Linked DNA regions of Homo sapiens: region 1 is linked to region 2. A link is a loop called in an ENCODE intact Hi-C map of the cell type or tissue named here. Cell type or tissue: GM12878. All regions are shown on one strand. Links, peaks and the distances in the headings refer to the core of each region. The heading gives the core; the rest is flanking DNA. Region 1 overlaps ABCE1 (ATP binding cassette subfamily E member 1). Region 2 overlaps LOC105377460 (a long non-coding RNA gene).

Region 1 (12,418 bases), core at 2,050-10,049, 960 kb after region 2:
TCCTTAATGCTTAAAAGCTTTAGAAGTATGTTATACATACTTCTGCTGTAGCATTTATTTTCATATTTGTAGTCCTAGCTTTGCTGCTAAACCATGAGCTCTTGGAATGCCAGAGGCAAAGTTATCTTGCACGTCATTGTATTCTTAAGCACCTAACAGTATGTCTGGATGCCTTTTTTCTGATTGATATTACTTCTTGGCCAGGATAGAGAAATGGTTAAGTTCTCACATAAAATTGAAGAGTTTTCTCAGTTTTGAAAAGCATATTGGGTAGAAAAGAAGAATTTCTTTGGAAGCATTAAGGACACTTTGTATTGTCATTTTCTTAGACAGACTTATGGTTCAGTCACCATGAGTTATCATTTCTGTATGCCTACTCATCTTAAGATTGTCATACCTTAATCCTAATAAGAGAACAGCTCAACAAGTAGGTAGGTGAGATTGTTACTGGCCAGTATTGGAAAAAACTTTATATATATATATTTTGTGTAGTAGGCAGATCTCAAACTGACAGTATGCTGCATTTTGAATCTGGAGATAAAAGTTGCATTGATGAAAATGGAATTTAATAGTTTTCCTAGAAATAATAACACATAGCAAAATTTTATATATGTGAGGCATCTTATATAAAGGGACTTTACTTGAGTTGGTGCAAGTGAGTCATTCTAGCATTAGGGATGGGGCAGAGGTAGTTATCTTTCCTTTGAGCAGTGGACCCAGGAATATCCAGAAACAGATGGTATGTGCAGAACAGGTTGTACAGGCACTGTTTTAAGCACAGCTAAGTAATACCATGAGTGAAAGTCTACTTTTACCTATAGTAGAATCGTGTTGCTGATTTTTGTGGCTTCTGTTTTCTTTTTTAGGATGTAGAACAAAAGAAGAGTGGAAACTACTTTTTCTTGGATGATTAGACTGACTCTGAGAATATTGATAAGCCATTTATTAAAAGGAGTATTTACTAGAATTTTTTGTCATATAAAACTTGAATCAGGATTTTATGCCCCACATACTCTGGAACTTGAAGTATAATATACTTAATATAACATAAAAAGCCAGTTGGGTTCTAAATTGTAGTTGAAACACAGAAAATGCCACTTTTCTGTTCCTGAAGAGGCTCTTTTGTGCATAATATTCTAAAATGAAGACATTTCAAGCTATACAAATTACTTCCAAGTTTTCATGATGTATGGGAAGATTTTCAGTAGGTGTATTATATTCACGGTACCAAATGCTGACCAGTGTTGCTCCATTTTTTAAATCTTGAAAAGGGTTTCTGTACTTACCTGGTTTGCCAAGTATGCCAGTGTAATGAAACTGCCCTTATTTTAAAAGCCAGTCAAAGATTCCACTGATTGACATTTGATAAATAAACATCAGGATTATGTTTATTGTTTGTTTTCAGTCTTTGCACTATATTACCAGTATATGGTTTCCGAGGAAGATTATCTACTGCAAAACACCACTGTTGGAAAAATAGGTATTTTTAAATTGTTTTTAATCTTTTTTGGTGCTTTTAAACATGTTTAGCAAAAACCAATTCAGTTCCATTCCCCGCAAAAAACCCCTAACTTTACTCTGAACTTTTTTTGTTTTTGCATTCCATGAGGTTCTGTATTCAGTCATTCTCTAGGTAATGTCATTTTTGTACACATATATTTATATAATCACTGATTGAGATTTAGGAAAAAGCATTTCTAAAGAATATTTGCTTCCCTTAGAACTACAGACTCGAAATCTTTAAAGATGGTGCCTAAGCATCTATGTATTTTTTTTAAGTTCCACAGATTTTTCTGTTGGGCAGCCAAGGATTATAAACCACTTCCCTAAAGGCAACATTAATGCAAAAGTCCCCAGATGGCAATACAAAGTATCCCCTGGTACCACATATATTCATTTGTGAGTTTGGATATAGAGCACATTATCTAAACCATTTTGTAGTTCCAAAAACCCATCTAAATTTCTTGAGTTCCTGAATTTTGAACAGGATTACCTGGAGCCTGGAGCCACTTTAAGTTGTACTTCTGACTAAACTGGAATTATGAGTGAGGAAGAGTGTTTACTAAATAAATGACTGGGGCAAGCAAAATTGAGGAGGAAATTAGAAACTGTTTGACAAACTTTAAGAGCTACTTGAAATAACAGAAGTCTTGATTAATATGCAAATAATGGCTAGAAAGTATGGTTTAACTGGACCCTATTATGCCTTTTAAAAATAATTTCAGTAACCCATAAATACATGTTGTAAAAAATTCAAATATACAGAATGGAATAAAAAAATGATCTCCCTTTATTACCCTCCCAAAGGTTACCAGCGTTTGAATTTAATAATGTATATTCTTTCATGCTTTTTTCTGTGCACTTACCTAAGTGTGAATATGTAAAGGGTTTGTTTTGTATACAAATGGGATTATACTAAAATAAGTAATGCCTATTTTTAAGGATAGGTTAAATTTGTGAATGATCATTTCAAATATATTGAATAAAATAAGCAAAAGCTATTGTTATTTACTGATCCTGGATTGTCTTAAAGAAAGTACTTGTGATATAAGAGCACAGTTCTACTTACTGCTAATGACAGAATATGTATTAAACGTATTTTCATGTAAATGAAATCTTTAAAATATGTATCTTAAAATTTTACATAGCAACAGAAAGGCCTACAATTGCTAACACAAGAAAAATACTTATAAAATCAGTATAAAATCAATGCAGATGTTAGCAAAAGAATGAGACTACTTCATATGTCCTAATTGGAAAAAGTCTCAAATACTTAAAAAAACAAAAAACTGGAACAGTTTATTATACTACCATTTTTGTGAAAATATACAAAATATTGAAATAAAGGAATACTCAAGAAACAGATTGCTTTTGACAAGGACAATTTGATCAAAGAATAGACGGGAAAAGGAGACATTTATATATACACATATATAATACCCTTTGAATTTTACACTTTGCATGTGATTATAAATCATTGAAATTTTGGGGGTTTTTTTTTGTTTGTTTGTTTTGAGATGGAGTCTCGCTCTGTCACCCAGGCTGGAGTGCAATGATGTGATATTCACTCACTGCAACCCGCCTCCTGGGTTCAAGCAATTCTGCCTCAGCCTCCTGAGTAGCTGGGATTACAGGCACCCACCACCACACCCAGCTATTTTTGTATTTTTAGTAGAGACGGAGTTTCACCATGTAGGCCAGGCTGGTCTCAACTGGACCTCAGGTAATCCACCCGCCTTGGCCTCCCAAAGTGCTGGGATTACAGGCATGAGCCACCGCGCCCAGCCATTGAAGTTTTTAAATCGTCATTGGATAATAATAGTGGCATCTGTAGCCACTTCTCTCCACATTTGAGATAATACTGGATAATCCATATTTTCTGTGTTCACTTAGTGTAGTCTTAAAGGCAGTGTATTGATGCTACAACTGTTTTTTGCAATTTAGGTTAACCTAATTTTAGACTACAAGCATTCTGAAGTCCAGTCTTGTATCTGTCTTAACACTCAGTATATATAGCATGGTGTCTGGCATGTAGTGGCCTACTGTATTGAAGGAATGAACCTGCATGCCACAGAGAAAGTAGGAAGACTACAAAACTGCTGTGTTGTATAATTTCCTTCATGTTCATCAATATACTTGGATACAGGTATGTCAAGTCCTTAACCCCAGTGCCTAGTCTGCTGTGAGCACTCAGTGAGTGGTTCAGAAGAGAAAGTAATCATTCTGAGTTGGAATGTCAGAAAGGACTACATAAAGGAATTAGGTCCCAGGAAAGAGTAACAGCACCCATCTTACTGAGTTGTTAAAAGGATAAGTGAGATAATCTACCTAAAGCAAAATACATGTCTGGTGAGAGGCAGAAAGGAACATGGGCATTTAAGAGATTAATGGAAGGAAATGATGGATATGGGCAGATTGTGATGAGCTTTCTGTGCCTTCCAGATTGAAGTTAGTTTTTTACATGCTGAAAGTAGTAGGACTTGAAGAGACAAAGCAAGGCCAGTTAGAGAAGCGGAAATATCCAGACAGTAGTTGTTCCGGAGCTTCTACTTTAATTTTTCACCGCTTTGTCTTAATTTTTTTAAGCATTTCTACTCTGTCCACTTAATACATGCAGGTCTAAACTTGGCTGTATACTGTGCTGACTGTTGCTCTTGGAAGATTGTTTCCTTTGTAGTGTTTCAGTTTGTGAGCAGATGTTCAGTGAGGCTGTATCTGAAAATTCTGAGATTTTGTGTGGCAAATATCATTTATCCTCAGCCCTGTACTCACCACCACTACCACCTCCTCTGCCAATGCCCAGTCCCACGTGGTTGGTCATAATTGGTCTAAGACATAGAAAATCCTCTTCCATACTTTCCTAGTCTCTTGCAGTTAAGCCATATGACCTAACTGCAAGAGAGTTCTAGCCAGTAAATTGAAACCTCTTGAGGTTTTTCTAGAAAATACCTCAAGAAAACCTCGTTTTCCTAATAAAGGGAGATTATCATCTGGTACTGCTTCTTGAGGGTGTAATATATGGAGCAAGCATTTCATGCCCAGAAGGTGACACATATAAGGGAAATGCAAAACAAGCTACAAGAATGTTACTCCTGACATTAAAATGCTGCACAACTGCCAGCAGCCACTTCTCTCCACATTTCTTGAGAAATAAATCCCTATTTGTTTAAACCTGGTTAAGTCAAACTGGTTTCCTGTTTGCCATCAAGAAAGGTCTTTTCCTTGAGAGGCTCTCCATTTGCCTTCTGCCAGGGGAGCCAAGTGTGTTACCACCCTGGAACCACTTTTCAGTTTTCCTAGTTTGTGAGTTTCTGGACCTCAAACCTAAATGAATGTGGTAACATTTTCAGTGGTTGTTTTGTTTTTTGCCTTTAAGAAACTGGATCCCAGGCCAAGACAGTTTTGTCTGGGAATTTTTAATTTCACTCCTTTTCGCTGGGGTGACTCTGGCTTTAATGAAAATGTTAGTTCCAGCTCCCAACCTTGCATGTGCCTAAGTATAGGTCTCCCATGTCAATGGTCACTTTATATCTGTGCTTCTGGTTTCTTGTCTCCATTTATAAAAGTATCTTATAAAACTATACAGGACTTAAATGCTTTTACTACTAGTTTGGAAGGATGCAACAAGTAACAAATATATCCCTAGATAGGTAAATTGCAGTAGTTTGTTTTCTATTTGATCTGGAGGTCGTTAGTCCAAAGTCAAGGTTCTCATTTTTTTTAAAAAGAAATTGGCTTACTACACAGAATTTTGTTATCAATCGGTTAACCTGCCAGTTCAGTTAAGAATATTCATAGGGATAGGAGGCCTTAAGAACCACACTCATCTACATTTACATCTTTTTTTTTTTTTGAGACGGAGCCTCACTGTTGCCTAGGCTGGAGTGCAGCGGCACGATTTTGGCTCACTGCAACCTCCGCCTCCCAGGTTCAAGTGATTCTCCTGCCTCAGCCTCTCCTGCCTCAGCTGGGATTACAGGTGCGTGCCACCATGCCCGGCTAATTTTCGTATTTTTGGTAGAGACAGAGTTTCACCATGTTGGTTAGGCTGGTCTCGAGCTCCTGACCTCGTGATCCACCCGCCTCAGCCTCCGAAAGTGCTGGGATTACAGGTGTGAGCCACCACGCCTGGCCTACCATTAACATCTTTAATCTTTGTAATGCTTTTTACTAAATGTGAAAAATAAAATATAATTACAGGAATGTTATGTATTTTTAAAGGATTGCCTCTAAAGCCCCAGTTTCTCTAATGAATTCATTATAGAAAAACCAGTTTCAAAAACTGATGTTTATACCTATGTCTGTCTGTAGCTTTTCTTAGAAAACCCTATTAAACTATTCTGAGGGGTCCACGTTTCATGAAGAACTCACAGATTAAGTTAGGGTGCAAAAGTTTATGAAGGGAAGCTGTGTTTAACTTCCTCTTTCATAGTTACTTACATTCTCATACTATGCCCTAGACCCAGACCTAAGTCTTTGAATGAAAAGGGAAAGTTTAATTATTCAAAGTGAAAAGCAGGCCCTTTGTATCAGACACTTTTTGGAGACCGCTGACTTAATTTGGGTCACTGCCATGCACTTCTGGAGTGACCAATTCTGCAAGAGCCCCCCATCCAGCCACAAACACACCTCTTACTAACCAGCCCCAACACTGGCTTCTCTTATTGACTCCATGGATAAACCCACGGGCATACTGCCAAGAACCTAATGTTTCCTTTCTCCTTCCTTTCTCCCTTTCCCACAAGGTTCTATATTTTACTCAGCTCCTAAAGCAGTCTCAAAAGTTCCACATGCCAACTCTCGTTACCTTTATAACAGCTCATCCTCCTTCCCAGCCTGCTGACCCTGTTCCTAGATCACTCACTTTTCTGTCAAATACTTGAACTGAAAGAGGCTCTTGTTTCAGGTTCGGCCTCCTGAGGAAGCCAGGCTAACAGAAAGTTCATATTGTATGTAAACAAGTATTGACTTGATAATATTCTTTGGTAACTTTTATAAAGAAAAACAGGCTTTAAGAAATTGAGTTTTCAGAGTATAAAGTAAGTATACTTTGTTTTCAAAACACTCAATTTGCTTTCACCTTTAGCCAACATAAATATCACTGAATGCTAAATGTAAAAACCATTAAAAAACAATTTAATCCATATTCTTAGATATTCTGCACATTCCCATTTAGTCATTGCAGAAAAAAAATGGTAGCACTAGCTATAAAATCACTTAAAACTAGACTCAAATACAAGTCCTACCACTTACTAGTTGCATAACCCTAAGCAAGTAACTTGGCCTCAATTTCGTTATATAAACTAGGGAAAATTACACAGTACCCATAGATTATAAATTCTACATGGCTTTTAGTTGCATGTATGAGAATTGTCTTCTAGCTGGAAACATGTCATGGAAATCATTTATTTTAAGGAGTTTACAAAAATTCTCAAGATCTACATGCTATATTACCTGGTTAACCCTGGAACCAAAGAATCACAAGCAGAATCAAGAGACAAAATTTAATATATGCACACAGTTTTATATATAATGCAGCATCACACCATGTAGGGCATTTACTCTTATTTTATACATTCAGATATGTTTGAAACACTTCTTAAGGCTACAAAACAGAACATAGAAAAATAAACAGGAATATATTCAACACTTACAAAAAGTGATATGATAAAGAATATAAAGTACTAGTTTCCTTTTAACACTTCAAAAGATATGTATATATACTTTTTTTTACAAGTAACATCACAAATGATCACATCTTCACATGCTCTTAAAGTATTATTTGTACTCAGTGTAAGGCTATTATCGTTTTTCATACATAAAATTTTCTAGCTCTGTAACACAATGCAATTTTTAATCCATTCAAGTAAGTTCAACCCCAAAGTTGCCGCTTCCCAGCATTAAGACATGCACCCACCCCTCTTCTAAGATTTTCTAAAACTTGTATTTCGGGGAGAAAGACCTCTTTTAAAAAATAATCCCAATTAGTGGGAGAGTAAATGGCTGACATTAGTAGCAAAACCTTAGTTATCTGAAAATAACATATTGGAAATGAGACATTATTAGGATTTTAAACAAACAATAGCATTTAGACATAAAGTAGGAAGCAAAATACAGTAAACAGAAATAGTGTAGCCAAATATGCATTCTCTTCAGCTACACTAGAGTGGACCTTGCTTAGTACCCTTAAGTAAAAGACAAAACATTTACCTCATCTAAAAATGAAGGTAAAACGAAAGAGGCAAAAATAAATATTGCTAGTTTCTAGGATGGCTGAATGTTTTCTAAACCAGAAATGGTTAGAAAGGAACTTTATTGCACCAAGTCAATCATAAGCAAGTTTGCAGTTCACAGGCATTTTAATTCAACCTTGAGTCACAAAGGAAACAACACGCTGCAAGAATACAGTCTGCATTAAATAAGATATATCAGCATTGTGGTCTGGGAAAACCTATGCTTGCCAGGACAAGGCAGGGTCTGAGCTTAGGTCTGCCATGAAAATGAATTTGTGGGTTATCAGTAAACAGTATGAGGACTACACAGATGCCAGCATCCTGCTGCCAAGGAGACATGGGGCAAGAGTTGAAGATTTGAGAGGAAATGAAGAGACATACACAACACCAAAGGGAAAAGGGGGCTGGAATCAAGTTCAGCCAAAGCACCTAACACAAAAAACAGGTGAGCTTTGGTCAGTCTGTTCTTCAAAATATGTATGATCATAATATGGTGAAGTTTCATAATTTCCAACTCAAAAATACAAATGATCCTCAGTTCTATACTTTTGCCTCTATTCTCTTATAAAGAAATATGTCAACATAACAGTATGACATAACAGTTAAAATGAAGGACAAAAGCTTGCTTATCCTTAGTTTGACCTCAGCATAAGGCAAAATCCCCTGGACTAATACATTTAAAAACAAACTTAAAGGAAAAAAAGCGAAACCAACCTTCATGCAAAGATTAATTTTAAAACTATCAAAAGTCAGTTCTTTTATTCCAGAGGTCACTGAGAAAAGTACCATCTGCTAAAATTCTCTTTCAAGCACTTCTTCCATCATATCCTAGAGGTGAGATATGGGAAACAGAAAGCAAATCAGTGTTTCCTTCAGGAGCTATATTCTGTTACTCAATTGAGGTAAGACAAAGTGACAATGAAGATATGAGTAGTATTTCCTTCCAATTTTTAAACATTTTCAGAAGCTGAGATCAAACCCCAGTCAATAAAATGCAGGACACTAGAAGCAACAACTTATTTTGGACTCCTGAGATCAAACACATTGAACTTTCAAATCTGGTGTTTGTATCAAAATGTGATTTTCATTAAAATCAGGTAAGCTAGTCCTACATAAAAAAGCATGAGCTGAAAGTGGAGGACCCTCTATCTTCTCATTCCTTAACTGAGCCACCGATGTTAAGAAAAAAATGGCTTAAGCGGTACCTTCAACAACTATTCTAGTTAAGAAGGTGACAACAAATTCCTTTCAATAGGTTCTCTCAAGAAAAGTTTTCCACACAACCATCCCAGTCTTTACAATTTTTTACCTAGCACCATCATAATAAAATGTTATCTTTCAAAGTGCTCTCTAAAATCCTGTTACATTATCTAAATGCTAATCACTACTCAAATCAGCAGTTACACAGACGTTAGGTAATTAAAACAGCACAGAGGTAAATAACCATTATTACAGTACAGTGGCGATTCACTAGCCCAACTGGCATCCAAACATTCCCATAGGTTATCAGAGAACCCAGAAAACCCATCTGTTTCAGTTTGTCAAATTCAAGTGAATTGTATTTTCTTAAGTAATTTGCTTTACAAAAAAAGAAAGTCACCGCATCTGGTTTTGGCTAGGTATATTACACATGGCATGCAAAGAGAAATTACTACTATGTTATTTGCATAGCACTCAAACTTCCTGATCAGAAGATAATCTCAACATAATAAAAGAGTGGATTTTCACATTGGTATGCACAAATAAAGAATATAAGCTACAGTTATTTTTACAAAATAACACAGATGAATGAATACTGTGTTAATTCAGAGTTCAATCTCCAAATGAGAACAGAGTGCAACATGCAAAGGGAACCTCTAGTGAATACTGCAAAGACTGGAAGAAAACAGAATGTAAGATGTTACCTACCTAAGGGTAACAAGCTATAAAATACAAAGCAAAACCATTTTCTAGCAGCATCCTCTAGAAAAGAACTAGAAGTCACAATCATATTATCTTCTATACAATAGTTCCAGCCCTGACAAGTAGAACATGCAAGTGTAAAGTGAAAGTGATACACAACCAATGGTGCGGGGGGGGGGGGGAGGAAGAAAACAACTCTAGAAACCTGTCAAGCTAAAAATTTTTAACATTTCTTCTCACAAAATATTTAGAATCTGTCAGTGCATTAGTGTTAAAGTGGCATTAAAAAAACTTCTGCAGTTCTAACTGATGCAGATTATTTTCAAAATGCATAGCATCTACATTTCTTTCGAGTAGGCACCATGATATTTACACCAGTGCTAAGAATTCTTGGTGGAAACAGCCATTTCATTGGATTTCCTACTATTCTTCTATGCAATCTCAACAAATACCAAAATTCAAAAATATACCTTATGAATATTAAAAGAACTATATACAACATTGCTAAGACACAGTTAATAGGCTGCCTTATGTGAATATTAAAGAGAAGACATTATTCAAGTTTGACAGATATTGAGATGAAAGGCCTTTGGGTTGGAAGCATTTTAAAAGACAACAGTGTTTTAGGCTGAGAATTGTTTGAGCCCAGTTTATGACTAAGGCATTGCATAATAAAATATACATTTCTATTTGGTGCAACGTTATGTTTGGAATCTATAGTGTGTCAAATGGTATATTTTCTTGTCACTTTAGTAAACACTATAAAGCACACATTTCCAACATCTGAAATCAAACTTATAAACTTATAAGGAAAAAAGCCAAACACTAAATCTATAATGTTTTATATTAAGCTGTTTATAAAAAATACTTTAACAAACTTATCTTCTACTTTTTACGGGGACAGTCACTTGATCAACAAACAGATTCTGAATGAAGAAAACTGGCAATGCCAGGAATTAACCTGCCCCCTTGAACTCATGTCCAAAATGTCTTGTCCAGTATGGGAGTGAAGGTAAGGGGGGCTGGGGAGAGGAAAGAGTTCCAACTGCGGTTTTTACTTTATTGTATTTTTTTTAAAGCCTTCAGAAACATTCCACCTAAGAGTTTCTGTTAGAAAATACTTCGGCAACAACCATCAAGTGTGCTGTCCCCTATGGCCATCTCCCATCCCTGATCTCCTCCTATCTCCCCTAAATGGTCGCCCTCTGACATTTCGATGGTACTGATAACCTTCATCCCGACTTCTGCTTGGCTGTCCTTTCCAGGACTCCTCACTTCTCACATGTTGATATCCACCCCTACCAGAATAGCCCCAATCACTTTTGTACTTCCTGCTTCCATAAGTTTGATTATAGAACTGCTTGGATCTACCACTTCTCAAAATATTAGACACTTCATTTTCATCTTCTGAACTCTCTTCTTTTGGTCTTTGCACTCTGCTATCAACAGAGTTGGCCCCAGGGCTGACCACATCAGCAGCAGTCTTAGGATCTTTTACTTTTTCTGTTTTTTCTTTCAGGCTTTGAATGGTCCTTTTAGGTTCAAGTTCAACAGGCACAGTTTCTCTCTCTCTGTTTAGAATCTGAGTGGGAGGATGAGCCTTTCCCTCTGCTACAGGAGGGATGGAAGCCAATGCCGTATCTGCCTTTCGTGTCTGGGAAGATTGCTCTGTCCGGCCTTCGTCCGGCTTACTGCTCACACTTGCTTCAGGGAGAGAATGTACATGTTCACCCCTGGCTTCTGGAAACTCATCTACTGTTGAAACTGAACCACAATCTTTAGACAGATCCAGATTTTCCAGAGACAGATCCAATTCTCCTTTTTCATCAGAGGGCAGGACAATATTCTGCCTCATTACTGGATTTTCTATGAATCCCTGAAAAGGGTACCCATACCAAACATGAGGAAAGAAAGGAGGTGCAATAGGAACTGGGCCTAAGAATGGATTGGGTCCAAAAGATGGCTGGGGGAACATATTCTTGCCACTTAGTGACTCTTCATAATCAGCATGCAGAAGCTGCCCAGGGGTCTCAGATTCAAGATCAGCCTGGTAAGACAATTGTCCATGACTTTCAGACACCTGAGATGGAGGGATAACCAGAGGTGAAGAAAATGTCGGCGGTCCAATCTCTGGCTGTGGCATTTGACCATTAACACTGGCCTCAGTCTGCATAGGAAAGTGGGCATCAGTACAGGTACAATCACTTTCATTCTGAGCAGCAGGAGCCTCTTGGAACCAGGGATTATGAGGATAAACAGGGACAGGGACCTTTGGGTACATCCTGCAGGCTGCCAGGTAGGCCTGGTGCAGAGGGTACAGGTAAGAATGTGGGGCCCACATAGGACAACTGTATGCCTGAAGAGACAAAAAACAGTTAAATAAACAAAAGAGGAGAAAAAAGAGAGGTTTGGGTGGATATCAATCTACAAGTACTAGGGTCAAAATAAGTTTCTCATGCCTACAAAGACCATATAATCTATAGTCCAAATACTAAATCACTGTGATAACCAACGTGAAAATGAATTACAAAATTCACTGCTTTAAGACTCCATTGCTTGCTCCTGTCCTAAAACCAATCTGAAGTCCTCATAGGTTGATAGGAGATAGTATCTCCATCACTGACTGTTTAGCCAGACCTGCATTCACATTCGGGCTCTACCACTAACTCACTGTGTGACCCCATGCAGGCCAGTTAACATCTGAATTTGTTTTACTGGGAATGTCAGTATAAGAGTAGATGATCTCCAATGTCAGGACTCTGCAATTCTAGGAGCCCCCAAGA
Region 2 (12,418 bases), core at 2,650-10,649:
GCCCATCAATTATAGATTAAATAAATAAGATGTGATACATATACACCATGGAATACTACACAGCCATTTAAAAATAACAAAATCATGTCTTTTGCAGCAACATGGATTCAACCAGAGGCTGTTATCTTAAGTGAACTAATGCAGGGACAGAAAACCAAATACTACATGTTCTCACTTATAAGCAGGAGCTAAACGTTGTATATTCATGGATATAAAGATGGCAAGAACAGAAACTGGAGTCTACTAGAAGGGGGAGAAGGGAAGAGGGCAAGTGCTTAAAAACAGACTATTGAGTATTATGTTCAATACCTGGATAATGGGATGAATCATACCCCAAATCTCAGCATCATGCAATATACCCATGTAACAAACCTGCACCTGTCCTCTCTAAATCTAAAAGTTGAAATTATTTAAAAAACAAAAAAAGAAATTCTACTTATTTCATTTATTCTATGTAACTCACTCTGCTTTCTTGAATATGCTAATCATAATTATTTTAATGTATTTGTCTCTTGGTTCCAATATATAGATATCTGTAGTTCAGTTTTTATTTATGTTTTTATTATCATAAAATATATATAACAAAATTTTATCATTTAACATTTTAAGTGTATAGTTCAATAACATTAAGTGCATTCACACTCTAGGTGTACAACCATAAGCTTTCATTTTTAAAAATCTTGATTATTTGCCACATTTTCTGCCACTTTGCATGCCTAAACATTTTTTCCCATATGCAGAATCTTGACCTCAGCTTTTTAGTTTCCTAAGTGTGCAGCTTCAGTGGAAATGTCTTGAGAAAGATATTAATATGCTTTATTGCAGGTCCCTTCTCTCTGGTAGGATTTTGCTGTTTTTCCCAATTTAGCTTTTCAGCCTACTGCGCCATTCTGAAACTCAGCAAGTGTCTTTTGGGGAAAACAGGCTTTGCGGTTGGTGCTCTAGTCTTAACCTGTTATGCCAGCCCTGACTAACCGCTAAAAGCTCTAAAAGTGTTAATACTTCCTCCCCACTTCCATGGCATTTTCCTGCTTATAATCTAGTTAGCTGCCATAGAAGAAATCAGCAAATATCCAGATTCCCCCAGGGAAATGAAAGCTCCCCCATGTGACTGTGGAACTCCCTATTATCTCTCATGCCTGAATGTGATTATGATGCCAGTAACAGAATTTTCTGATGGTATTCTCACCCTTCTTCCAAATATGCCCCAGTTAGAGGAGCAGTTGTATTGCTTGTTTCAAATAATCAATGAGCAAATAGCCAAGGGTAATTTTTAGTGATAGACTTCCAATTTCCTTAAAATGAGTTCCAAGAGACTGGTAATATTTCATAAAATTTTAAGACTACAGATCCCAATATCCCTGTTCTTTCCCCTGTTTTGACTGCAGTCTTGGGTCAGAGGACAGAAACTCGGTGGCTTGCTGGAGCAACAAACATAAGTGAGTCTCTACATGCCCTGAGAGCCAGCTGACCTCAAAGATAATACATTTATTTTTAGATTATAATACCATGGGATGCCTATCACATTGTTACTCCCTTGCTTATGTTACTCTTGCTTCTGACATTATAAGTTATTGAATACTAACTACATATCAGGCATTGTACTAGTTACTTCTTGTGGGCAATATATTATTCCTCATCATGATTTTATGAGATATGTATTATTTTCTAAACATGTGGTAGAGCCAGGATTTGAACCCAGGCAGTCTGTCATTATGGCCCAGGTTTATTCTCTATAAACTATACGTCCTCCTGCTATATTAAACATGCAACAAAAGTCAATTAGCATTGTCTGGAGGAGCAGGGATAGGTGAAATGCAAGAATTTGGGCATTATTCATAAGCTGCGTGCAGGAGCAGATGAAGAGGCTTTTGAATAGAGACCTCTCTTTCAAAAGAGACAGTTACATACTGTTCTGAGGAGTGAAATTCAGTATGACTGGGGAGTATAAAGTGAGAGGTGAGAGTCATAGTAAGAGATATGGCTGTAAGGTATGGGCAGTGAGATCATGATGTTAGGGTTTGGGGCTTCATCCCATAGACAATTGGTAAGCTGCTGGAGGCTGTGCAGCAGGGTGGAGCCATACTGTCTACAGGATAAACAGATATTAGGGAAGTAACAAGGTTGACAAGCAGAACTGTAAGAAGCTCTTAGCAGAAATTGAGATAAGAGTAAAGTCAGATATTTCAACTAAGGCAGCTATTGGGGTGTTAGTTAAACTGATTCAATAACCGTCTTTTTTTTTTTTTTTTTTGAGACAGGGTCTCGCTCTGTTCCCCAAGCTGGCATGCAGTTGTGTGATCACAGCTCACTGCAGCCTCTACCTGCAGGATTCAAGCGATCCTCCCACCTCAGCCTCCTGAGTAGCTGGGACTACAGGTGTGCACCACCTTGGCCAGCTAATTTTTTGGTAGAGACAAGCTCTCACTATGTTGCCCAGGCTGATCTCAAACTCCTGGGCTCAAGCAAACCTCCTACCTTGGCATCTTTAAGTTTTAACTATTTAGAACTTAATATTGAGTGGCTTTGTGTTTAATTGGGTGAGGAGGATAAGAGGGAGGCTAAAGGTTGCTTCCAAAGTTTTCAGCTTGAATGACTAGGTAAAGAGTGGTTCTGTTTATAGAGATGGGAAATGAAAGAAAAATCACATGCTTCATTTTAGATTTGTTAAATTTAAGGTTTCTCTGGAATATGCTAGTGGAGAGGTCAAGGAAGAAGATGGACTCTTGAATTTGGGACTCAGAAGGGGAATCGAGACTGAAGACAGAGATGTGGCAGTCATCTGTCTGCCTGTACATGGAGCAAATAGAAGTGTCCACTCTATCCTAATGGATAGCAATCAGGAGAAAGACAGGACTGTAGTATCTTCAGATTGTATAAACAGGCGCTAGAAGGTCTCTAAGTCTAGTTGTGAGAACTGGAGAATGGAGATGACCTAGTCCATATCAAATCAATTAAATTCCAGGTTTTGGTAATATCCAGCTGTGGCCTTCTAAGAGATTGTTTTGCCCAGAACCTATCCCTTTTATTGGAGTAATTTGCTCTCTGTCAGTGGTGGCACTCAGAAGACATAGACTTTGTTATGTGACCATTAATTTTGACTATGGCTGATTAGCTCATGCATGGACACTGGATACAACTTCAGGCCTTCTAATTCTTCTCAGGAGAAACACAGAAGACTGGGTGCTAGAAGCTTAGCCCTATTAATAGAATTCTTGAGTGAGAATCACCAAAAATCTCCTGGGGTCCACTGAACTGCCTGGTTTCCCACCTTTTCTGATGCCTGGAATCTGTGAGGCTCCCCAGTATCCCTCAGATAAATTTTCTTGTTCTATGAAGATATTCTAAAGTGGGTTTGGGATACTTGCAACCAAAAGAGTCTTAATTAGGACAGCCTTGAAGTGTCTAATTAGGGAATCATTAACAGAATGAAGCAAAGGCTGAGGCTGAGCTGAGCTGGCCAGGGACCAAGATAAGCGGCTTTGCAAGTCTCTCTGTGACACAGTGAAGACTGTGGTGACTGCTCTTGCTAAAGCCATTGCATATAATTTGGCTTCAAATGACTAAAGGGGCCCTTTTGTGCATGGCTAATCATGTGGGGATGTTTAGTACAAAGCTAAATATGCCCTTCAGTCCTGCCACGCTTTCTCATAAGTGAGATGTGAGCTTGAATTGTCTCTTCCAGACAAATCCTGCTGCTTCATTTTTTAACAAACTATCTGTCTAGTGTAGAAGGGATTCAATTATCCCTTCACCTTAAAAATATGCCAATGGATGGTGTCGGCCTTCTGTGGCTTGGAGCAAACTCATGTTACACAAATCTGTTTCTCATTTATGTGTTCAGTTAAATCACCAGGGTTGTTTTTTTTCCCTCATAGGATGTGGCAGTACAGAAGGCTGACACCTTTTTTATTTGGGCATTCTACTCAGATCCTGGACATAGGGAGGAAGGAGAAGAAAGTACTTGAAAATGTTGATGTCTTTCTTTATTGGACAAAAGGCCCCAGAATAAGAAATGATGGAAGAAGGCATTTTTAAGTACTCAGTCACTTTCTATGTCACTAGACTCATATCTTATTAGTTGGTATGATTTAGTGAGTCATATAGTAATGTTTCTAATGTACTACCTTTGGTATAAATTGTAACTGATGCAAAATATAGTTTAAAAGAATAAACAAGGAAATGCTATGTCATAAGAAAGAAAAAAGATTTTAGTAATGTAATACTTAAATAACTTCAATAGAGATTTAAGGATTTATTTGTATACATTTCATAGATTTGTTTAATGATTCTGCAAAATTCCATAGCTAGTGAAAAAAAAAAAAAACTACTAGAACCCAGAAATAGCATATAAGTTGTTCCCTCAAGACATGAGATGGTCAATGAGATACCTAATTAGCATCATTATTTATCTGGGAAAACTTTAAAGTACACAATTTGATAATATATACTAAGTAGTATAGTAATAGTAAATAAAAATCACTTTGGCTCTATGTAGAATATTTCCTATTGGTAAGCAGGGTTGAAGGAGATACCTACATATATGGTGTCTTGAGTGGAGGAATTCGAACACAGAACCTGGTTTAAGCTGGTTTTTCCTAAACACACCCTGGAGAGAATGACTCTTCAGTACCATTTTCCTGGATCTCCTGAGCAATTCTTTTTGTTTGTTTGTTTATACTTTGTCTTCCATTAGACAGCATTATTTTGCTTTCAACCATATAACCCTAACCAATACAAATACGGTAGAAGGCACTCATGATCAAAGAGAAAGAGCCCTAAAATCAGAATCTCAGAGTGAGGTTGTACCTGGGGACCACGATGCATTGGTATCTTTGTGGATCTGGAAAAATGCTCATCACGACTAATCACCGATGAAATGCAAATCTAAACCATAGGGAGATATCATCTCACCCCAGTTGGAATGGACATTATCAAAAAGCCAAAATAATAATAATAAGAAGAAATGCTGGTGAGGATTTGGAAAAAGGGGAACTCCTATGCACTGTTGGTGGGATGTAAAATAGTACAGCCACTATGGAAAGTAGTATGGAGGTTCCTCTAAAAACTACAAATAGAACACCATATGATTCACTAACTGCTGAGTGTATATTCAAAAATCAGTATGTCAAAGAGATACCTACACTCTTTTTTTGTTTTGAGATGGAGTCTTGCTCTTGTCGCCCAGGCTGGAGTGCAGCGAGGTGATCTTGGCTCACTGCAATCTCCGCCTCCCGGGTTCGAGATATTCTCCTGCCTCAGCCTCCCAAGTCACTGGGATTACAGGTGCCCATGACCATGCCTGGCTATTTTTTGTATTTATAGTAGAGACGGGGTTTCACCACATTGGCCAGGCTGGTCTTGAACTCCTAACCGCAGGTCATCAGCCAGCCTCGGCCTTCCAAAGTGCCGGGATTACAGGAGTGAGCCACCAGGCCCGGCCAATACCTGCACTCTTCTGTTTATTCCAGCACTATTCGCAATAGCCAACATATGGAATCAACCTAAATAAGTGTCCATCAACAAATGAATAAATGAAGAGAATGTGGTGTATAAAGAGTGGAATACTGTTCAACCATTAAAAGAATGAAATTTGGTCCTTCGTGGCAACACGGATGAGCCTGAAGGACGTTACGTTAAATGAAATAAGCCAGGCACGGAAAGACAAATACCACATGAGCTCAATCATATGTGGAAGCTAAAAAAGTTGATATCATGTAAGTAGAGAGTAGAACCGTGGTTACAAAGTCTGGGAAGAGTAGGGGGAAGAGGGGCTAGGGGAGATTGGTTAAGGGATACAAAATTATAGCTAGATAGGAGGAATGTGTTCTAATGGTCTATAGCACTGTAGTGTGGACCAGAGTTAACAACAATTTATTGTATATTTTCAAATAGCTAGAAGAGAGGATTTTGAGTATTCTCAACACAAAGAAATGATAAATGTTTGAGGTGACTGTCTTGCTCATTACCCTGATTTGATCATTACACATTGTACACATGTATGAAAATATCACATTGCACTCCACAAATATGTACACTTATTATGTGGCAATTAAAAATAATAACCAATAAATAAATAATGAGTAGAAAAATTAGAAAACGAATATGTAATATCTAACTCTGTAGAGCCCTCTATTTTAGAAAAGAAACTTGGTAGATTTGTTCTAAGATTTGATCGCTAGAGGTCACCAAAGTCACAGAAATTATCAGTATTTTTTTCTTTCCGTTTTTGAGTCACAGGCGGATGTCTCTGGCCTCTCCCATTATGCAGTGCATTTACTGGAAGACCTTTTGCTGCTTAGTCTTAAGGAGAGTAAACTGTTTGGACTAGTTTTTTCTAATATTAAATATTCCAGGAAACAGACAGCCATCTATCTATGGGACTATTCAAAACAGATGGGTGTTTCTAGAGAATGTGATTTATTTCCTTCTCTGATACCAAAGGGCCTATTGGTTGATACCTGCTGAATGTGAGTTCTGAGTAATGTTGTTGAGACAGAACCACAGAACACCCAGCAGCAGCACACACCGTTTCAAGTGAAACAGCATGGACCATTTCAAGGAAAAAACATTGTGCCTTTACTGGTAACATGTCTGGTGTAGGAGGGCTCCAATGAAGCAGAACATTCAAGAACACCCATTGCATCTTTTAAATAACAGACCACACTACCTTTTGCATGTTAATAATTCTCCATTTTTTTTTATTGAACTCAACATTAGCCTAAATCCCCAGACCCTAAATTTGTGGAGATTCAAAAACAAACAAGATTGGAATCCTGAAAAGACTCAATGAAACTGTCTCAATTTAAGAGATGCTTCTAGCAGAGATAGAAAGATATAATAGCTAATTTCAGTTTTTTTAGCATGCTCACATTTTAGGGAGGCATAATTCATATTAAAACTTTCTAATTCTGTAATTAGACAAGATGTAGCCTGTAGAAGATGAATATTTGTCAGGAGTTAAATGCAGCTAACAAAGATGCAACAGGCAAGAAGCCTTTCACATTTTCAAGGTTTCATTTACCAATAGCTACATTATTTCCCTGGTTATGTAGATAAGTTTGTGTTTAAATGGTCTCCTGCAGAAACTAAGTAAACCATTTTTTTTCCCATAAGACCTCACAGTGCTTAGATACCTGACAAATCCAAAGTTAAGGCTTTGGTACAAGCCATAACCTAAAAGACTCAAGCCAATATCAACGTGACACATTTTGCATTTAGGCTTGTTCTTTATTCAGTGGACTTCATTTGACTTTGATCTTGGTTAACTTTGAAGTATGCAAGGTTCCCACTTTCCATAAGGGTTTTTTTTTTTTTTCCAGTTAAATCAGACAGGCAGGCAAAGGAAATCTAAACCTTGAAAGAAGTGAAAACAACTAGACACAGTCAGTGATATATTTTCACTACTTTGTTTAAAACAGCACATTGCCATACTTAAAACACTTCACATCAATGAGTTATTTATTAAGTTTTAAATATAAGTCACATTTTCCACTGTATCTTAGGAGACACATTTGAAAACATGTTGGGAATCTGTTGTATGATTTGTGTGAAAAGTTTAGTTAAATGCAAAACTACAGATTGTAGTTAATGATGTACTATTACCATGAAATAGCCATTAACTTAAAGGAAATATTTATATAGGAATTACAATATATGACATTTTATATCTGAAAGCTGGATCTCTTATGGAATTTTATAGACTATGGATTTCAAAATCTACTAGAAACTAGGATTCACATATGTATTTATAAAATGATCCAGACCCACATCTCAAACATTCATTAATTTTGTTTCACCCTTATCATGTTTTAGATTTATGGAGCTATTTCTTATCATGAAGTGAACTTCACTTAATAATGAAGTACATATACACATGCACACACATAAACGTGCATGGGTGTGTACAAATTTATTATTTGGAACAAAAATAGAATCATATATGTATCATTATAAAATGTGTCGTAAAGGATATTAAGAGAAAAAACTTCTTTTTTGAGAGATTTAAAAATTCAACCCAGCCAGGTATCATTTCTCTCTTTCATGATACCTCACTTACCCTAGTTATTCTCTTCTCTTAAGTCTGCAAACTGGAACTTCCCTCTATTAAAGAAAGTAGTAAATTTGTGTTATGTCAGATTAACAGCAGGGGGTCCTGAAGTCAGTACACGTTACTATTTCAGCCCTATTCTAGAAAGAAGCAAAAATTTGAATTACATTTCAAGTCATCTAGAAGGGCTAAATTCTCTTTGGAGTAAGTCTGACCCTGTCAAATTACAAATCTAATATTGTTTTTGGACATACAGTCTGACCAGTGACTCATGTAAGAACTGTTACAGTTGAGTTACCAACTGTGGTCTTACAAACCATTTTGGAGTAGAATAAAAACTCTCCATGGATCTGGAGACAACATGTCTCATTCCTGCACCAGCTCTTTATCTTCCTATGGACATCTGGAAGAAAGCCCCCAAAATATTTACTTGTATATTTCTCTATAATTATATATATATATGTATAAAATTAAGAAGTTGAGGAAATAAACTTTAAAGAAGAGGATTTTGAGATGTAACAGTGATGTAGACTGATATGTGTAAGCCTCCTCTACAAAAATTGTTACTATACAATGAGACATATGGTACAGGCTAAGCCTCCCATGGCTTTGACTGTGTTCTTTGGGAATGACACTGGAAACCACCCTAGCAGGTTGGAATGTCAGGTGCAGACTCTGGATTTGGGGTCTCAATATTCTCAGGTGAAATCCTAAAGCTGTGTGATACTAGACAAGATATTTAACTTATTTGAGCCTCAATTTCATCATTTATGAAATGGAGATAATACATGCCTAGAAGGTCTGTCATGAATATAAAGTCAGAGTGTAAATGCAAAGCACTGACATAATATCTAGCTTGAAATAAATGTTTAATTAAAATTTGTGTCCTTCCACAGAAGGTTGTCGTAGGATTAAATGACTTGACATTTATAAAAGTGCTTTGAAAACCACAAAATGCTACTCAAGTATTAGACTTCATTAATGTTATTTTAAATTTGTGTTTTATATGCCCTTATTCTTTTGGGAAACTTTAGCCAACAAAATAGATTGTCCAGAATTGATACAGAAATCCTACCAGATAATCCAAAGTCAAATTTAAGAGAGTATTCATTTTCCCCCAAGAAAAATTTTATGATAATTAACAAAGAGCTAACTTTATTATTTGGAATAACTACCAATTAGCTTCCTCTAGACACCAAAATGCTGCAGAAGAAAATATATCAGGTGGGGGTGGGGAGGGCAAGAGAAAGAAAGAAAAGAAGGAAAACAAGGGCACTGGGACAGTTTACTATAGGAATGACTGAACATGGACTGTGACTTTAATTACTTTAAGGCATGAAAACTAATTTTAAAATGTAGTTTAGTTTGAAGGACACAGTTATTCAACACCTATAATTAGACAAATACCACTAAATAGGCCTGGAAAAGGCTCTTTGGGCTGAAGATACACTTTCAAGGAGCAGGAAGCTATTCCTGAAGTTCCCATGTGTGTAGTAAAACTTCAGCTCATGTGGACTAAGTTATACATCCATCCTGGCAAATGCCGACACCCCTGGAGGGTTAGACCCTAATAATTCAGTTCCCTGGTAAAAACAGTGTTGTATACACCTGCGGGAGCACTAAAACTAGGGACTGAGTGTGTAACCACTAGAGCACAGACTATATTATATATAGTCCTCTCCTGTGAGCAGGAAGCAAATAGAATTAGTTAAATCCAAGTTAATACTCTGTGAAGACGTTTCTTCATAAATCAGGGCCCTAATGTGCAGTGACTTGTTCGAAGTCCTAGAAGACATCATAGAAGAATCAAGATCATAAGTCAATGTGATACAGGATTACTAGGCAACAAGCCACAAGAGAAGAAACAGCATCTAGGCTGAGAGAGCTTACTATGAAGTCAAACCAGCCTCTTTCTGTCTCTCTGTGACTTTGATCAACTTGTTCAAATGACAAGCTTCAATTTCTTCACCTGGAAGAGGACAGTAATCATGAATACCTTGCAATGTGGGTATGAGGCTGAAATGAGAAACTGTATGTAAAGATTTTAGCACTCTGATACAACAAGTAGCTATGACCATGAATAATATTTTTAAACAAAATACTCACAAAAATACTCTATCACATAGATAGGGGCCTGCAACCAAGGGGCCTTTTGTGGAAATATGTTAGGAATGCAGGGGCTGTCCTGAAGAATGTTCTGTGCTAACTTTAACCGGGAGTGAAAAATGACTGCTTAGATAACAAGAACCAAACAAAATGGGAATCTTATTCTAATATGCTCTTTGAATGTCTCTTCAAATAATCGTTACATTAGGCTAAGTAGAAACAGCCTCCAGAAGCTGCATCTTTGAACTGTGACAATTGTCTCTGTGCCAATAGAACTTAAACATACTATTGGTTTTTAGCTCTAGAGAAGGTATTCTTTTAAAATGTACTTGATTCTATTTTGCATTAGTCATCTAGGGGTGCTGCATTAAGCATGCTATATTTCAGTAAATATCTGTAAAATACATTTAAACCTGTATTTGATCTGCATTTAGTTCTTTTCAGGAACTACAGCTAACAAAGTAGATGGCCAGGAATTGATATGATAATCCTACTAGTTAATGCAAAGCCACATTTAAGTGAGTGTCCATTTCTCTCAAAGAAAAAAATGTATAGTAATTCACAAAGAGTTAACTTTATTATCTGGAATAACTACTGTCTTTCTTCCTGAAAACACCAAAATTCTCAAATGCATGCAACTACTGAAAGGCATGGGAAAAGGATGTGTCATCATCAATCTGTCACTCTTCCCCATAGCCTACACTTTGCTGCTGTCTGAGTTTGCTTTCAGTCCTGCAGCCTGTACCACATCTACTATGAAATCTGTGGGGGCAGGTATGGGGTTTCCTGGTAGAAGGTAAAATAAAAGCCCAGCTATACTGTAGAAGACATGTTCTGAGAGAGGTGGAATGGAATGGGATGATTCTTCTCCCTCAAGGCATATTTGTCCTGATACTGCTGATACTGAGGCAGTAGCAATGGGGCCTGAGAGGAGAGGGAGGAGTAAAGATATGGAGTAGAGTTTATGTAAGAGTGTGATGAAGGGGCGGGTCTAAGATGACTTTCAGGTTTCTGGATTAGTAGAGTGTAGACTGGGAGGATGTTGGTGCTATTTTCTGAGATAAGAAGGAAACAGGAAGAGAACAGATATAAAGGGAAAAATATAAGCTGGTATTGAACAGGCTGAATCATCACATATAACCAGTAAGCAAATGGATAGAAAGATCTAGTTATTTTTTAGACTAGTATTTAAATGGAGGCAATAAACTACAGAGCACTATGTATCAAGGACAGTTTGTGATATAAACAGATACAATTTAGTCATGTCATAGATCTGCCTTTTGTGAGCAATAAAATTTAACTCTTTGGGACTACTCATTATTAGTACAATACATTTGGGAAACAATATGGTAATAAATATCAAGAACCTTAAAATATTACTATTTTATTTAATAATTTTACTTCTAAGATGCTATGAAGCTAATCATAGATGTAGACAGTATACAAAACATGTATACTGCAATAATTAAAGGAGCAAAACATTGAAATCAACCTGGATATCCAATAATAGGATAGTAAAATAAATCATGATACATCTGTGGAACAGACTATTAGTCAACCATTAAAAATAGTTTTCATGAACAGTCTTTAAAGATGTGAGTGCTTCAGTTTTCTCTTGCTGCACAACTAATTGCATCAAAACATATTAAATTAAAACAACACACATATATTATGTCACCCAATTTCTCAGGATTGGGTGGTTCTGGCTCAGCATGCCTCCTGAGATTTTAGTCATGCTATTGACAAGGGTTATGGTTTTCTCAAGGCTTGACTGGGGCTGGAGAAGCCATTTCCAAACTCATGCATATGGTTTTTGGCAGGCTTCATGGCTGTTGGCTGGAGGCTTCAGTTCCTCACCATGAGAGCCTTGTTGTAGTGCTCCTTACAACATGACAGCCTGTTTCACTCAGAGTGAGAGATGGGACAGAGAACCCACTATGGAAGCCACTGTCAGTTATAGCCTATTGATCTCACAGACCAATCCTGGTGCAACATGGGAGGAGCCACATTTAAATCAGTGTCCATTTCTCACAAGGGTGTGAATACTAGGAGGCAGGAATCATTCAGGGACATCTTGGACTCTGGCTACCACAGTAAGTCAATGCTTTTGATAAAGTGTTAAGTGAGCAAAATAAAGAATATATGTATAGCTTAATTATTCAAAAAATGCAAAGAAGGCAATGTAAGCATACCAGAATTTTAACTATGCTTATATTGGTTGCATGACTATAGTTTGTTTCAATGGTTTTATATAGTCTTTGA

What was found. A loop is a pair of places that touch in the nucleus more often than their neighbours do. Peaks named below come from ENCODE experiments on the same cell type or tissue, not always from the same donor. Only the 100,000 strongest peaks of a DNase experiment are listed, where the experiment ranks them.
Region 1: a loop joins it to region 2, with 6 times the contacts of the local background. A loop is called at or near these places in 2 of 110 quality-filtered maps.

The regions. Positions count from the first base shown.
Region 1 is chr4:145,126,660-145,139,077 of GRCh38, forward strand. It overlaps ABCE1 (ATP binding cassette subfamily E member 1), which reads left to right. Exons shown (of 18, transcript NM_002940.3): 18 at 867-2,865. The coding sequence ends at 914. OTUD4 (OTU deubiquitinase 4) reads right to left here. Exons shown (of 21, transcript NM_001366057.1): 21 at 6,991-11,991. The coding sequence ends at 10,771. Among named protein-coding and RNA genes, the nearest start is that of ABCE1, 35 kb to the left of the region's middle. In GM12878, for the core only: no CTCF peak of the experiment used is centred there; DNase peaks (open chromatin) are centred at 6,022 and 6,322; H3K4me3 peaks cover 863 bases; H3K27ac peaks cover 2,326 bases.
Region 2 is chr4:144,168,381-144,180,798 of GRCh38, forward strand. All of the region lies in intron 9 of LOC105377460 (a long non-coding RNA gene), which reads left to right. Among named protein-coding and RNA genes, the nearest start is that of GYPA, 34 kb to the left of the region's middle. In GM12878, for the core only: a CTCF peak has its summit at 6,189 (motif pointing right); a DNase peak (open chromatin) is centred at 6,231.